Regions from separate parts of the Homo sapiens genome. Here region 1 is linked to region 2. A link is an interaction called in ENCODE POLR2A ChIA-PET data of the cell type or tissue named here. Cell type or tissue: IMR-90. All regions are shown on one strand. Links, peaks and the distances in the headings refer to the core of each region. The heading gives the core; the rest is flanking DNA. Region 1 holds the start of LOC105377691 (a long non-coding RNA gene). Region 2 has its middle 33 kb from the start of PWWP2A.

Region 1 (5,379 bases), core at 115-5,114, 180 kb before region 2:
ACTGGCAGGGCAGCTTTGGTTGATTTTGAAATCCGTTTCAGACTCGAACGAGATATGTTGGCCTATTCTATCCCTTGGTGCTAAGATTAGAGATTATTTTTATGTGTGGAGCATTTACCTGGATTTTTGAGATTGTCTTCAAGGAGTGTGTGTTGCCTCCCTCCACCTCCTAAATCTTAATTTTAATTACAAGCATTGTGGTGTCTAGACAGGAAAAGTCTCTCTTTGTCACCGACATAGTGAGGTTTCTGGGACTTTTCTAGGAAAGTCTGATGCCTCCCGACTTGTAGGTACTTGTAAAACAGGTTCATGCCGAGATATTCTTGGACTGGAGCAGACCTACGTTCTGGAATGTTCTCTGGCAGTTATTCTGCTAGCTCTGGCTTCTAGATTCCCAGCAGCAGAGTCTTGCCTTCTGAGGAGTTTAAAGTGTTTTTATCAGCAGGAGAGTAATATTTGTTCCTGTAGAAAACCAGAAGATGGGAAAAAATAAAAATAACAAAATAAAAATCACTTGTAATCTCACTACATTTCTCTTTTCTATAATCGGAACCTGCGGGTGGAGGGTAAATCCTAGCCTCAGTGGTGATGGGATCGTTAATGTTTATTGAGTGTTTGTTTATTTTTATTTATCTTTTTGAGGCAGGATCTCACTCTGTCACTCAGGCTGGAGTACAGTAGCATGATCACGGCTCCCTGCACCTCAGCCTCCCAGTACCTGGGACCACAGGCGCGTCCATACCACCAGGCCCTGCTAATTTTTTTTTTTTTCGAGACACCATTTTGCTCTGTCACCCAGGCTGGTGTGCAGTGGCGCAATTTCGGCTCACCGCAACCTCCGCCTCCCAGGTTCAAATGATTCTCCTGCCACAGCCTCCTGAGTAGCTGAGATTACAGGTTCCCACCACCTCACCCAGCTAATTTTTGTATTTTTAGTAGAGACAGGGTTTCACCATATTGGTCAGGCTGGTCTTGAACTCCTGGCCTCAAGTGATCTGCCCGCCCCGGCCTCCCAAAGTGCTGGGATTACAGGCGTGAGCCACTGCGCCCAGACTTTTTTTTTTTTTGGTAGAGACAAGGTTTTGCCATGTTGCCCAGGCTGGTCTCTAACTTGTGTGCTCAAGCAGTCCACCAGCCTCGGCCTCCCAAAGTGCTGGGATTATAGGCATGAGTCACTGTGCCCAGCCTATATGTCACACAGTGTTCTGAATTTTTTACACAGATTTACTAATTTAATCCTCAAAACAATTCTATAAGGTAGGCTGTAGTTGTATTTTCCGCAAGTATCAGAGGAAGAATCCGAGGCCCAGTAAGTTAGGACACTTCCCTAAAAGCATACAGCTCGGATGTGCCTAGTAATGGGGACACAGGTTGTCACCTTGGGGTTGACTCAGTGGTTCTCAGCCACTGTACAACTATGGCCCTAGTTGTACAGCCAGACCACGTCCTTCCTTGGCTGTGCCAGGAAGATTCAGGTCAGAACGCGGAGAGATTGCTGGGAGACTCCTGGGCACACTTCCTTCTGAGCCAGCAGAGCAGCATTTGTGCTGACCCCGATGAAAACATCAGCCCTCAGGACCAGCTCTTGTATCTGGAAGCATCTCCCCTCTGAACCACAAGGGCGGTACCCAAGATGGCCTCTCCTTTTCCTTCTCCCTGTTCCCCGCATAGGTCGGAACAAAGGATCAGGGTCCCCAGTGCCCACACGTTCAGCGCAGCAGTGCCGTCAGACCTGGGCCAGAGGCAGCCCCTGGTGAGTTAGGAGTGAGCTTTCTTTAAAGCAGTGACACCGAAACCTTCTTTCGTGACAGGAGATAACTCCTATCCTCCGTACGAGGACAGAAGCACTTGTGGGATGCAGGCCCCAGATGCCAGCTATTCGGGTGACAAATGGCCCCCACCCCGCAGGCCCTGCTTTCAGTCAGTGACACTTATTTGGGTCACGTGTAAAGCGGAGCACAAAGGAACCAGGGGTTGCCTGAGGCCGCAGTGTGATGTCATCACAGCAGTTTCTCCTTCCTGACACAGGGAAGTCCTCCCAGCAAGAAGGGAAGCCCGTGGGTGACCCAGCTGGCCGAATGCCACCTCTGACCTAGAAGGCATTTTCACAATTTCCTCCTAAAGAAAACAACCACCCACAACCTCACCTCTGGTCTCTTTTTAAAACTGGGCTCAGGAATTGATTCAGCCTGTCAGAAATGGGCTTGCTTTCATTCTTTCATCCATCCGTCCTTCCATCCATTCGTTGATTATTTATCAAGGCCTCTGTGCCAGAGACTGGAGATGCAGCCCTGCTCTTGAGAGAGGAAGGAGAAGAAGAGAGCTTTTTCTTGATTTCCTGAGGGAGAAAGGAAGCTCAGCCAGGCAGGGTACCCAGATCCACCTTCACACCAGGTCTACCCAGCGGACTTTGGAAGCCCAGGAATGGCTGGTGTTGGAGGCCTGTTTCTCCAGGATGTTTCCTAACTACAGGATCAGAAATGGGCCAGAGATCTTGGATGCAGCTACAGCAGGTCCTTAAGGGGACTTAAGGGGAGGCTACCTGGCCTCCAACCCCTGTGGTCCTCTCAGCTTTCTCCCTTCCTTGAGCACCACTGAAGCACCCTCTTACAGATGAAGGGTTTTCTTGCTTTGTCCCTGGCTTTCTCTCTCCCCTACACCAAATCTCATCCAGAAACCAAACCACTGTCATTGTAGCTGTGACTGTCATTACAGGGCTGGCTCTGAATTGAGCACAAGTTTACAAAGGGTGCTGTTCTAAGCACACTAAGCCATCATGTCACCCTCACCACAATTCTATCTACTTGTCTTCTTCCCATTTCACAGATGAGGAAACACAGGTCCAAGAAGTTGTGACTTACCCCAGACCACATGGCTAGTAAGCGGCTGCCACTCCGTAGAATCCAGGACAGTCATCATCAGAGTGTGGGCACTGCCCGCTGCACTGCCTTACACAGTAAAAACAGCCTGCCAGAGCATGGTGCCCTCAGAGTAGTTTCACACCCTCTCCATCAATTGCTCAAAATCTGTCTCCCCTGGTTCCTCAGAAAGACGCTTGTCTGCTGGGCGTATGAGCAGTGCCTTTTTTTGCCAAGAGTAGGAAGCACCTTTCTTGCCTTCAATAACTGCAAGAAGTCAAAGAGAGTTTCTGTTTTTTAAAAAAAGTCAGGCTGGGGAGCACCTTTAGTACAAAAAGTTTCCTGTTAGAGAGCCACTCCTTTGACTTAAATGCTATCATTGGAAGAAAAAACTAAGTCCTGTTGATCATATAGCTCTTTAGTGGAAAGGCTCTGGAATTAAATTGCTAAGTAGCGTAAGCAAAGGAGAGATTGAAGTCAAGAGAATTTGTGGAAGGGCCAAGCATGGTGGTGCATGCCTGTAATCCCAGCACTTTGGGAAGCCGAAGCAGGAAGATCACTTGAGCCCAGGAGTTCAAGACCAGCCTGGGCAACATAGTGAGACACTATCTCTTCAACAAGTAAACAATTTTTAAAAATTTTTTCAAAATTAAGAGTATTTGTGGAGAACAGGGCGGTTAGATGGGGTGAAGCTGAAACTAGCCTGACACATCCATGGAAGTTCCTCCACCCAGATAGATACACTTATTATGGAGCTTATAGGATTGCAGGGGGCCTTGTGACTGTATATAAGGTTTCCTGCTTATGATGTAAAAAGCTCGGGACTTTGGAATCATTTATTCATTCATTTTTTAAAATACACAAAAGCTATTATTAATTTTATGCTAGAGGCTGTGCTAGGTGAACAGGATCTGTGGTGTTCTGCAAGACAGATTTGTTCCCTACCCTCATGGAGCAGACAGACTTTTAAATGCTGCTTTGTCCCTTATCAGCTGGGAGATCGGGGTAACTCAACCTTTCTGAGCTTCTGTTTCCATGTGGGAAACACCCCCAACCTCCCAGGGTCGTTGCCAGAATCAGCTGAGAGCATCTGTTAAGGGCACAGCAAGCACAGTTCACAGACCCCCTAGCCCACCCAACCCTGCAGTAAATAGATGTGTGGTCCAGGGTCTGCCAGCACATTTGATGCCTGCTGTGCGTTGGGCCTCGGGATGCAGCAGAGAACCAAATGCCAAACGAAGCTCCCCGCCCTCCCAGAGCTCACATCCTGGTGTGTGGATTCTCTGCCTCTTGCTACCCAGTGGATTCTCTGCCTCTTGCAACCCAACTGGGTTACCTGGGAAAAGTCTCACCCTGGGGGAGGGGGACATCTGGGAAAGGCCTTGGACGCAACACTCACTCCCCTTTCTTCCTCCCGGACTGTGAGCCTTGAAATCACCAGCAGGAGGCCAGAGTTCAAGGTCACAGTCCTGGGGAAAGGAAGCTGTAACGACTCCAGTCCACTCCATGCATTCCAGCACAGTGTTGACTGTGGAGTCGGGTAAGGGTAGGGGAGCCTTTTGTTGGGCCTTTTTCAGCCCCTTTTTCAGAACCTGTAAGAAAATATTTCTAGATAACAGGACTTGAGAAGATCCCGGGTCTGGAGTGCAAAGAATACCATGTTCAATAAATAATACAGCAGCTGCTACCATTTATAGAGCACCTCCCACATGCCCGTCATGTTACCTGGGACACTCCTTGCACCCTCCCTACTGCCCTATGAGGTGTGGGTTTCCAGGTGATTGCCCAAGATCACACAAATGATACCAGGAGTGAGGATGGGAAACTGGCACTTGAGCCCCTGCCCTGCCCCTGCTCCAGGACATTCCTGCCTGTTTCTGGTGGGGACCTCCCCCAGAATCCTGGCTGTCCCTGGTCACACCGGCTCCAAGGCCATAAATAAAGCTGGTAGAAGTTCTGCCTTTTCTGGGGCTACTTTTCTCCACTCCAGGAAGGAAGAATCTGAGAGAAAAAAGCATTAGCATCAGAAAGGTCTCTATTGAGCCTGGCCCTGCGTGGGCTTCCACCCCTGGGACACTGGCCTCCCTTGCCAGCAAAGGCTGCAAAGCTGGGAAAAAGCCCTTTCAGCCAGAGCTTTCTCTTTCCTCTTCTGTCCCTGCCACCTGACTGCGTAGCACTGCCCACATGCACCTGGGAAGATAGATGTCAGGCCCCACCTGGGAAAAGGCAAGGCCTGGGTACCACTGGGCGGTCCTTGATCCCTCTGACCCGCCAGCACCATCTTTCCTTTATCATCAGCACCTGCAGGGTAGGCTGGTGGCTGCTGGAGGGGCATGGGGATAGCTATGGGATCTCAACTTCTGATAAAAGTCTGGTTCTCATTCTCAGATAAAATGAGGAAGAGATTTTTTAATAGGAGAGCGGCCATTCTTGTGGAAGAATAGCTTTGCTTGTTTTTAAAGGCATTGCATTTCTTTTTTCTTTTTTTTTTTTTTTTTTCCCCTGGAGACGGAGTCTCGCT
Region 2 (5,379 bases), core at 287-5,286:
GGCTGCAGTGAGCTATGATCACACCACTGCACTCTGGTCTGGGCAAGAGTGAGACCCTGGCTCTGAAAAAAAACCCTATATATCAGTGTGATAGAGAAACTGGGATTCACTAGTCTGGAGCCTTTTTGCATAACGTGGTGGTGTGTCCCTAGATGGTTTTGATGGGGAAAAAAATCTGTAAATAGTAATTGTAGATTAGTACTAAGTTGAATAGGCAGGAATTTTGATGTGAAAACAGACTGGAGGCAAAGAACAGGGAACTGATACTAAAATCAACAAAATGAATATATCTTCACTAGTGAGCCTGAGTATCTAAATTGCAACATATTAAATTGAGTTACACTCCTATTTAAGCAGGTTGTACTTTTCTAAAAATTGCTTATGTTTAAAAGGTCACAAGTCTAGAATAACTGAATTGGGAATTGGAAATACCTTAAGTCTATAATTTGTATCTAAAATTAGGTTTTCCCTTTTAAGTTGTTAATTTTCTATGGTTTGTGCTGCATGCTTTCACTTTTATTAGTACTTACAGCCAAAGAGATGGGCAAATGTCTAGAAAAATTAATGTTTTGATTCAGGAATTTGTGCCTAGTGATGGCCTCCAATAGGGAATTTTCCAGAGAGAATGAAGACTCAGTTTCTAAGTTGGGGCAAATTTAGTTTTTGTTTTGGTATTCTTCTTATATTACAGCTATTAAAACAATCTCTTAAAAAATGCCGGATATGGCTGGGCACGGTAGCTCATGCCTGTAATCCCAGCACTTAGGGAGGCTGAGGCAGGTGGATCACCTGAGGTCAGGAGTTCGAGACCAGCCTGGCCAACATGGCGAAACCCCCGTCTCTATTAAACCCTGTCTCTTCTAAAAACACAAAAATTAGCTGCGCATGGTGGCATACGCCTGTAATCCCAGCTACTCGAGAGGCTGAGTCAGGAGAATTGCTTGAACTCGAGAGGCTGAGTCAGGAGAATTGCTTGAACCCGGGAGGCGGAGGTTGCACTCCAGCCTGGGTGACAGAGTGAGACTCTCCCAAAAAACAAAACAAAACAAAAAACATGCCGGACATAAGGGAATTCAGAAATAGGATGCCATGCCAATTTCGAGGAGAAAATAAAATGGCGAGTGTGCATTAGTTACTTTTACCTGGTTCTGATTTAGTTAATAGGCCCTTCATATTCCAAATTTACAGTTTGTGTAGATTTACTGTATTCCTTCATTCAACAAAAGAACAGGATTAAAAAATGAAAGCATTAGCTAATAGTAATATGCTTTGTTGTGCTATTTTTGAACGAAGGAATAGGAAGTTTAAAGTCACAGTGATATAGCTGATCTGTATATTTTTAGTTTTCCAGGGTATTTTGGTGTCTTTACCATGGATAATTGACACTAATATAAGATAAACAACTCTTTGTCTTATCTTTACTCAAGTAAGAGACCTAACGTTTATAGATCCAAACAGGATTTTTGTTTTCCTTTCCTTGTGGCATGTATGGAAATCACTTTCTCCTTGTTATATTAATGGAGCACTGTGATTTTTTTGTGTGGTATTTAAAAAATTGTAGTTAAATAGATGTAAAATTTATCATCTTAATCATTTTTAATTATACAGTTCTGTGGCATTAAATACATTCACAGTGTTGTTCAACCATCACCACCTTCCATCTGTAATTTAGTTTTGATAGAAATTTTTTAAATTAGGATGGCACTTGCTAGAAGGTGTTGGAAATTAAGTTACAAGAGTGTTTTTCTTGGTCAGTGGTGTGATTGGAATATGCTGCTGGCATTACCCCACTTCCAGGATTCCTTCCTGATCAACCTGTAGTCCTATACAAGGAAATAACTGTAGCTTACAATGCTAATTGGTGCCCCAGCCCCTCCTTTTTTTTTTTTTTTTTTGAGATAGGGTCACACTCTGTCACCCAGGCTGGAATGCAGTGGCGAGATCACAGCCTAGACTTCCTGGGGTCAAGCAGTTCTCCCACCTCAAGCCCCCTGCCCCTACCATAGCTGGGACTACTGGTGTATGTCACCATGCCTGGCTAATTTTTAAAAAATGTTTAGTAGAGACAAAGTCTCCCTTTGTTGCCCAGGCTGCTATCAAACTCCTGGGCTCAAGTGATCCTCTCGTCTTGGCCCCCAACAAAGTGCTAGGATTATAGGCATGAGCCACCGTGCTCGGCCAGTGTCTCCATTTTTAAGAACTGTAACTGCCAAATTTTTAGGTGAATTAGTGTGACTGCACTTACCTAGAAGTTAGTTGGTTTTGGTTAAAACTGTTCCCTTCCAGTAACATAAACTTTTATATCAAGGCATATTTGTTTTCCATTAACTGTACTGACATAAAAAGTGGAAAAAGCAAGTAAATTTCAAAAAATGGTATACATATTATTAAAATATGACAAAAAGTGTGATGGTATGTAAAACTTGGAAAGTAGTTTAATTCCATTACTAATTTAAATGACTTCCATATTCACAATTGACAAATTATTTATGAGGCTGAACATGGTGGTTCATGCCTATAGTCCCAGCTACTCCAGAGGCTGAGGCAGGAAGATGGGGTTCCACCATGTTGGCCATGCTGGTCTCAACTTCTGACCTCAGGTGATCCACCCGCCTCGGCCTCCCAAAGTGCTGGGATTATAGGCGTGAGCCACTGCGCCTGGCCCATAAAGCCTTGATGTTAAAAACACACCAATAGCAAACTTGGTTTAAAGGTGAATTAAAAAAAATGTGTGTATATATATATATATTTATTTATTTAGAGACAAGGTCTCAGTCTCGCCCAAGCTAGACTGTAGGGGTATAATCATGACTCACTGCAGCCTTGACCTCCTGGGCTCAGGCGATTCTCCTGCCTCAGCCTCATAGTTGGGGCCACAGACACATACCATCACACCTGACCAATTTTAAAAAATTATTTATAGAGACAGGGTCACACTATGTTGCCCAGGCTGGTCTTGAACTCCTGGGCTCAAGCAATAACTTCTGCCTCAGCCTCCCAAAGTGGTGGGGTTACAGGTATGAGCCACTGTGCCCAGCTAAATATTTTTTCTTCACATTTCTGATATTTTGTAAAGTATCATTAAAAAGAAGTTGAGAACAGTCATTATTTAAATATGGAAGTTTCTTTGTGTCATAAGAATGTGACAGTTATAAAGGCCGGGCGCGATGGCCCACTTCTGTAATCCCAGCACTTTGGGAGGCTGAGGCAGGCGGATCACCTGAGTTAAGGAGTTCAAGGCCAGCGTGGCCAACATGGTGAAACCCCGTCTCTATTAAAAATACAAAAATGAGCTGGGCGTGGTGGTGGGCACCTGTAGTCCCAGCTGCTCAGGAGGCTGAGGTAGTAGAATGCCGTGAACCCAGTAGGCAGAGGTTGCAGTGAGCCAGGATTGTGCCGCTGCATTCCAGCCTGGATGACAGAGTGAGACTCCATCTCAAAACAAAAAAAAAAAGAATATGACATGTGACAGCCGGGCGTGTTGGCTCACACCTGTAATCCCAGCACTTTGGGAGGCCAAGGCGGGCGGATCATGAGGTGAGGAGTTCAAGACCAGCATGACCAACGTGGTGAAACCCCGTCTCTATTAAAAATACAAAAATTAGATGGGCATGCTGGCACGCACCTGTAATCCCAGCTACTCAGTAGGCTGAGGCAAGAGAATTGCTTGAACCCGGGAGGCAGAGGTTGCAGTGAGCCGAGATCGCGCCATTACACTCCAGCCTGGGTGACAGAGCGAGACTCCATCTCAAAAAAAAAAAAAAAAAAAGAATGTGACAGTTACTTGCTTATACTGACTTGGAAATCTGAGTCTTAACCAGAAACCATCATTAAAACTTCTCATAACTTTTTCTATCCTGGTTGTCAATATCTACAAGGAAAAGCCAAATACTTCATAGCTGAAGTGTTAGACTGTTATGATCACACTTTTTTCCTCTTCTCAAATAAAAACCTTGTAATTATAATGCATATCAGGGACCGAGTGCAGTGGCTCATGCCTGTAATCCTAGCACCTTGGATTACAGTCTCTACTGTACTGTACTGTTTGGATTACCCTGTCTGTACTAAAAATACAAAAATTAGCTGGGCATGGTGGTGGGTGCCTGTAGTCCCAGCTACTCGGGAGGCTGAGGCAGGAGAATCACTTGAACCCAGGAGGCAGAGGTTGCAGTGAGCCAAGATTGTGCCACCACACTCCAGCCTGGGTAACAGAGTGAAACTCCATCTCTAAATAAATAAATAAATAAAATGCATATCAGGTGTTAGCAAGGGCTTCTTGTTTTTCTTTTTCTTTTTTTTTTTACTATTTAAGGTAATTTTGTACCCTTCAGTGTCCCTCATTTAGATTCACTTAAAAGCTGTTGAAAAAGCCTAGGGATGTCAGGTAAAATATGATAGAATTTTTTTATTGCCTGTGGAAAAATTTTTTGTAATGTGAAAGTGTCATCGAGTTGAGTGTAAAAGAAAGAAATGGATACTTAGGAGTATATATATATAACTTGCCAGTGATGCAGGTGAGTTTAAGCATTCATTAACATTTTTAGGACCAGGTGCCTTGGCTCATGCCTATAATCCTAGTACTTTGGGAGACCGAGGCAGGAGCATCATTTGAGTCCAGGAGTTTGAGACCAGCTTCGGCAACATGGTGAAACTCTGTCTCTACAAAAAATACAAAAAAATAAGGTGGGCTCGGTGGTGCACGCCTGTAGTCCCAGCTACTTGGGAGGCTGAGGTGGGAGGACCACTTTAGCCTGGGAGGCTGAGGCTGCTGTTAGCCATCATCCTGCCACTGCACTCCAGCTTGGGCGACAGAGTGAGACCCTGTCTCAAAACACAAAAAAGATTTTTGCAACAGTAGTGCTTAATAGCAGGCTTTTATTGAGCAAAGAACCATTCCCTTTCACTTTTCAGGCACATGGCTCAAAGTACAAGCTCTTGAGCCAGATTTGCTGGATTCAAAGCCTGACTTTGATCAGCCACTTACACACTATGTGATCTTAGGCAGGTTACTCCCAATATCATCACATGTGAAATAAGGAGAATAATAGTATCTCCTCATAAGATAATTGTGAGAATTTAAAAGAATATTTAAAGCAATAAAAAAAATGTCTTGCATGAGGCTGTATAAATACTTGCCATCATTACTACCACTGCAGTCACTTTGTGTTGCACGGTAAATTCTGGTAGCTTTCGATACTATCATTCTGCAACATATACTCAGTATAAATGGAAATATAACAATGTTATTTGTACCTGAAAATTTTGAGAAATCATAGCATGATTATTCACAAGTCTCTGGAAGTAGCATGGACTCACTAGTTTTAATAGGCATTTGCAGAGGTTAACTGAATCGAAGGTCATGAGGATTATGGTTAAAGG

Evidence for each region. Peaks named below come from ENCODE experiments on the same cell type or tissue, not always from the same donor. Only the 100,000 strongest peaks of a DNase experiment are listed, where the experiment ranks them.
Region 1: POLR2A ChIA-PET joins it to region 2 with 5 read pairs; 5 of 35 experiments call an interaction of 5 or more read pairs at or near these places.

Annotation. Positions count from the first base shown.
Region 1 is chr5:160,265,837-160,271,215 of GRCh38, reverse strand. All of the region lies in intron 3 of CCNJL (cyclin J like), which reads left to right. LOC105377691 (a long non-coding RNA gene) reads right to left here and starts at 2,950. Exons shown (of 3, transcript XR_007059027.1): 1 at 2,862-2,950; 2 at 2,148-2,291; 3 at 151-462. In IMR-90, for the core only: no CTCF peak of the experiment used is centred there; a DNase peak (open chromatin) is centred at 2,035; H3K27ac peaks cover 263 bases.
Region 2 is chr5:160,083,896-160,089,274 of GRCh38, reverse strand. It overlaps a transcript of PWWP2A not described here. Among named protein-coding and RNA genes, the nearest start is that of PWWP2A, 33 kb to the left of the region's middle. RefSeq lists a silencer at 2,594-2,761. In IMR-90, for the core only: no CTCF peak of the experiment used is centred there; no DNase peak of the experiment used is centred there.